Regions from separate parts of the Homo sapiens genome. Here region 2 is linked to region 1. Evidence: read pairs that join two places in POLR2A ChIA-PET (ENCODE). Cell type or tissue: MCF 10A. All regions are shown on one strand. Each heading gives the region's core, and the rest is flanking DNA. Links, peaks and the distances in the headings are about the cores only. Region 1 overlaps NKIRAS1 (NFKB inhibitor interacting Ras like 1). Region 2 has its middle 110 kb from the start of UBE2E2-DT.

Region 1 (2,827 bases), core at 118-2,617:
AATCCTTGAAAGAGACTGCCTACTCATCAATATTTACCTGGAAAAATAAACATTTAAGTAAAAATTTAAGGAGGCATGAGGATAAAGTTTTTAGAAAATGGACATGATTTTTCAAAGAAACATGAAAGTTTATGTCAGTCTTTTCTCGAGAAGGGAAGAAACTGGATTTTGGTAGTCACGTGGGCTTTTTTTTTTTTTTTGAGACAGGGTCTAGCTCTGTCACTCAGGCTGGAGTGCAGTGATGAGATTTCGGTTCACTGCAACCTCCGCTTCCCAAGGGCAAGCGATTCTCCTGCCTCAATCTCCCAAGTAGCTGGGATTACAGGTGCCTGCCACCATGCCCGGTGAAATTTTTGTATTTTTAGTAGAGACGGGGTTTCACTATGTTGGCCAGGATGGTCTCAAACTCCTGACCTCAAGTGATCCGCCTGCCTTGGCCTCCCAAAGTGCTACGATTACAGGCGTGAGCTACTGCGCCTGGCTGTCACGTGGGCTTTCTTAATCATATTTCTTTTTGAGGAAGAATAGACAACTCTAGAAAAATTGCCCATGCACAGGACTTCATGACTAAAACACCAAAAGCAATGGCAACAAAAGCCAAAATAGACGAATGGGATCTAATTAAACTAAAGAGCTTCTGCACAGCAAAAGAAACTACCATCAGAGTCAACAGGCAACCTACAGAATGGGAGATTTTTGCAATCTACCCATCTGACAAAGGGCTAATATCCAGAATCCACAAAGAACTTAAAAAAATTTATAAGAAAAAAACAAACAACCCCATCAAAAAGTGGGCGAAGGATATGAACAGACACTTCTCAAAAGAAGACATTTATGCAGCCAACAGACACATGAAAAAATGCTCATCATCACTGGCCATCAGAGAAATGCAAATCAAAACCACAATGAGATACCATCTCACGCCAATTAGAATGGTTATCATTAAAAAGTCAGGAAACAACAGGTGCTGGAGAGGATGTGGAGAAATAGGAACACTTTTACACTGTTGGTGGGACTGCAAACTAGCTCAGCCATTGTGGAAGACAGTGTGGCGATTTCTCAAAGATCTAGAACTAGAAATACCATTTGACCCAGTAATCCCATTACTGGGTATATACCCAAAGGATTATAAATCATGCTGCTATAAGGACACATGCACACGTATGTTTAATGGGGCACTATTCACAATAGCAAAGACTTGGAACCAACCCAAATGTCCATCAATGATAGACTGGATTAAGAAAATATGCCACATACGTCGGGCGCGGTGGCTCATGCCTGTAATCCCAGCACTTTGGGAGGCCAAGGTGGGCGGATCACGAGGTCAGGAGATTGAGACCATCCTGGCTAACATGGTGAAACCGTCTCTACTAAAAATACAAAAAATTAGGTGGGGCTTGCAGTGAGCCGAGATCATGCCACTGCACTCCAGCCTGGGTGACAGAGTGAGACTCCGTCTCAAAAAAAAAAAAAAAAAAAAAAAAGTAATACACTACAAATGTACTTTGATCACTCATTGATAATATGATTATCAGGATAATATAATTATCAGGATAATAGGATTAACAGACAACGTTTGCTAAAAATTATACATTGTTTTGTATTGTATGTATATATTAATAAATTGGGGAGTTCCTTTTGATATTACCAAAGAAGTCTTCATCATGGGCAAACGGTAAAAGTAACTGAATAAAAGTAGCTCAAAACACTAGCTAAGAATTTTAAGCATTTTTTGGAAGGAAAGCAAAGAGATGACAGAACAGACCTCATTAAATATTTTACACTATCAAAAAGAAAACAAAGATGAAAAGATAAGTGTGATTAATCAAAGCAGGCTGAAATATTCTAGGTTCCTGGTTGCCTTCCAAATAGGAAACAATACCACTACATAAAGCAGATGAGTGCCTTGCTACCATCAATTACAAAGTTAAGAATTCTTTAAAAAATAATTAACATTTTGAATAAATAACACATACACAAAAATACTTTATTTTCTATAAATGATCGCTATGGCAGGAACTCACATTACAAATAAGTGGTTCTCATGCTTAGATATTTTCAGATTTACAAATAAAAACTACTAAAAGTTTGGTTCTTAAAGCACTTATAATTATTTAATAATTCCCAAACACAATAAATGTACACCAGTTCCTGCGAAATATACAAAGGTGGTCATCTGCAGTACCCTGAATGGGCACTGAATCACATGAACCGATCCTGGGGTAACCAAGCCTCTTACTTAAATCTAGGTTTCAAGAATTTGAAAGGCTCTGTAGTACATGGGTCACCTTTAGGTTCCTTTCAACACTGTGATGCCATGATATTAGAAGTTGCTTATCCAGAGAATACATCAACACTGAGGTGAACACAAAAAGCAGTAGTTACAGCTACTTGTCACATCCCTACCCTAAGAAACTGGGCAATAAAATTCAATCTGTGACCTATTAAACCTCACCTGATGTAAATTACTAAGAGAACGTGCTTAATAGGCAAGATTCAGGGCAGTCTTAAATACTTATTGCTTTACTTTCCAGGCTAATCAATAACATTGCTAGAGAATAAATACAACCTCCTCTCTCCAACTTGAGGCTAAAAAAAAAAAAAAACAGAGAGTAAATATATGACCTGGTCCATTCCTGTGAAATGCTTTGTCAACATTTTCTTTGAAGAGCCATCAGAAACAGCTCCCCAAAACCGTTATTGCTTCTGTTCTTCTATGTAAGTGGGCCATTCTATTTTTATAAGTAAAACACAACTTTCTGACGCAACCAGAAAAACAATACCAAAACACTGTTAACATCATAGGAGAGATGTTATAAATCTCTAA
Region 2 (2,827 bases), core at 54-2,553, 820 kb before region 1:
GTGCATACTAGGTACTCAACGTTAGGTCCTCCAGCTAATCCCCTCGCTCAGCTTTGTTTCACTGTAATAAGTGCTATGGAGAGAGGGAGAAAATGTAGTGAGCCACTTCTGAACTGACTTTAAAAATCGAAAACACAAACCTCATTTAGGCCAATATTTTCTTCAAACTTCAAATTGTGATGTATTAGTGAGTCGTAAAATCAGTTTAGTGGGTTAAGGTCGATATTTTTCTTAAATTAAAAAATAGGATAAAATGGGATAGACTCAAACAGAACAGAATGGGACAGAATGAGGGGATGGGATGGGGTGGGGTGGGACAGGACACGGTGGAATGGGATGAGACGGGATGGATGGGATGAGATAAATGAAAAAATTCTGTTTCAATTGTGAATGTGTGTGCCTGTGTGTGTGCACCTATACACTGGATCAGGATGTAAAATGCATTTCTGACTGTAAGTCACCGTCAAAAATTTTTGAAAGCCACTGACCTATACATGGTTTTAAATTTAAAAAGAGAAATTTTCTGTTTTCACTGTTATCCTCAAATACCTAACTTCTTACCTAGTATTTGCAATGATTACTATAAAAACATGCATACAGATGAATTCGGTTTTCAAGAAAATGAAAAAACGTTCTGTAAAATAGAAAACATTTAGAAGTTCATTCCTACAGTCCTATATATGGTATTTCCCAGAATGACCAGCCCAGAAGTGGAATACATGGAGAAGGAAGGAGGCAAGGGGGTATACTGGTCTCTCTCTAAACACATTTTCAAAAAGGGACACCTTCTCAATAATTTCTAAACTAATATGTTTACAAAATGGTGTTTGGAACTACTATGAAGAAAGATAGAGGGAGATGTGAAAAAGATTGCATAGTGGGAAGACAGGGTAGACGAATGGTGCCGTATTCCTCCCCACCAACTAATGCGACAGGTCTTGCCCAACGCTGTAGACAAAACCACTATGCCCTCCCTCCAGGGAAACTACCTCTGATTTTAGAGCCCTGCATGTCTCTAACCCAGCCCACAGTCACCTAACAGGTGAAGAATAATGGCTCTACACTATGACCACATTTTTCCCATCAGTCTTACTCTCTCACCACTTGTTTACTTTGTGAATCATCCACTATTGTGAACTAAGTGGCTATAAGCCAATCTAGTCATGAGCAACTAGTAGACATTTTGGGAGATATCTACTGCCTCTAAAAAGCAGTTGTTATTCATTTGTGTGTCCTCTCCAAATAATATTTTTAAATGCAAAAAAATAAGATGCATAGGGAATAAAAAGGAAGCCAGTTTGAAATATAATTATTGAAAAAGTTTTAAATATTTGTGATATAAAAATACATAGAATTCTCTACAAATAAATTAAAAATAGACCTAATAATGGGTATACTACAATTATAATTTCAAATAATGACATTAAATGACATGTTATCTGTTATGTGTCATGAAAATAAATATAATATCTGTTCATTACAGTGGAAAGCTAATTAATACCAGAGTGTTTTGTCTCACTAATAATTGAAAGAAGTTCTATATTTCAGCTGGAGTTAATGAAAATAAAAATGTAATTATTTGTCATATCCAAGAACATGAACTCTTTGGATTCTACGTATGCAAAGGGTCCATAGACTGCAGATGAAGAACCCAGATTAGAGGCAGGAGATGGCTCTAAATCTCTCTACAACCTCACTACCAGGTAACAAAAGAGGTACATGTCAGACAGAATCCCGTCATTTAAGTAACAGGCAGGTCCAAAACAATATGTATCCTGTTCTTTAAACCTGATGAAATCCGAGCCCTCTGTCTTTTTAAAGCCTGATAGCACCTTGCAGGAAAGGCTTCCCCAAGCCAAATGTGACAAAATTCTAACACCACAATTTAACTAATCCTCAAGTAGAGTCAGACATCCAAGAATTCTTCAAATTAGTGACTGAGGATAGAACATCTCAGGAATCACACACAGGCACTCTTCAGGGCTGCTGCACACAGTTGTGTTTGTTGAGCATTGCATAACCCTGTAACCAAATGCAGCACCCCTGCTGTCATTCCTAAGGGTACAGACATTCCTAAGGGTGTAGACATTCTCAGGGTATAGCTGGGCTCTCATCCTTCTACCTTGTTCCAAGAGACAATGCTCAAAATATTTAACATCACAAATAGTACCGACCACCCAATCAGAATGGAGGCTGACTATAAACAACTGCAGTCATGTACTGCATAATGCCATTTTGCTCAACAACGGACCGCATATATGACAGTGGTCCCATAAGATTATAATATGGGACCATCATAGCACAACACATTACTCACATGTTTGTGGTGATGCTGGTATAAACAAACCTACTGTGCTGCCAGTCATATGAAGGTCTAGCTCATACAATTATAAACAGCACATAATACTTGATAATAAACAATTATGTCACCGGTTTATGTATTTACCATAATATACTTTATACTTCCATATATGTTATATAATATTCTGTATATATATCTAGAAGGAGCATAAAGTATATTTTATATATAATGTAAAATACATAGATATATAATATATAGGAGTATAAAGTATACATTATATATATACATGTATATGTGTGTGTGTGTACATATATATATGTATTTTTTTTTCACTCTTGTTGCCCAGGCTGGAGTACAATGGGTGTGATCTCGGCTCACTGCAACCTCTGCCTCCCGGGTTCAAGCAATTCTCCTACCTCAGTCTCCTGAGTAGCTGGAATTACAGGAGCCTGCCACCACACCTGGCTAATTTTCTGTATTTTTATTAGAGACGGGGTTTCACCATGTTGGCCAGGCTGGCCTCAA

Evidence for each region. ChIA-PET counts read pairs that join two places held together with the same protein. Peaks named below come from ENCODE experiments on the same cell type or tissue, not always from the same donor. Only the 100,000 strongest peaks of a DNase experiment are listed, where the experiment ranks them.
Region 2: POLR2A ChIA-PET joins it to region 1 with 5 read pairs; 3 of 35 experiments call an interaction of 5 or more read pairs at or near these places.

What each region holds. Positions count from the first base shown.
Region 1 is chr3:23,911,581-23,914,407 of GRCh38, forward strand. The region is part of intron 1 of NKIRAS1 (NFKB inhibitor interacting Ras like 1); the gene reads right to left. Among named protein-coding and RNA genes, the nearest start is that of NKIRAS1, 4.0 kb to the right of the region's middle. In MCF 10A, for the core only: no CTCF peak of the experiment used is centred there; no DNase peak of the experiment used is centred there.
Region 2 is chr3:23,094,194-23,097,020 of GRCh38, forward strand. No RefSeq gene overlaps it. Among named protein-coding and RNA genes, the nearest start is that of UBE2E2-DT, 110 kb to the right of the region's middle. In MCF 10A, for the core only: no CTCF peak of the experiment used is centred there; DNase peaks (open chromatin) are centred at 1,088 and 2,018.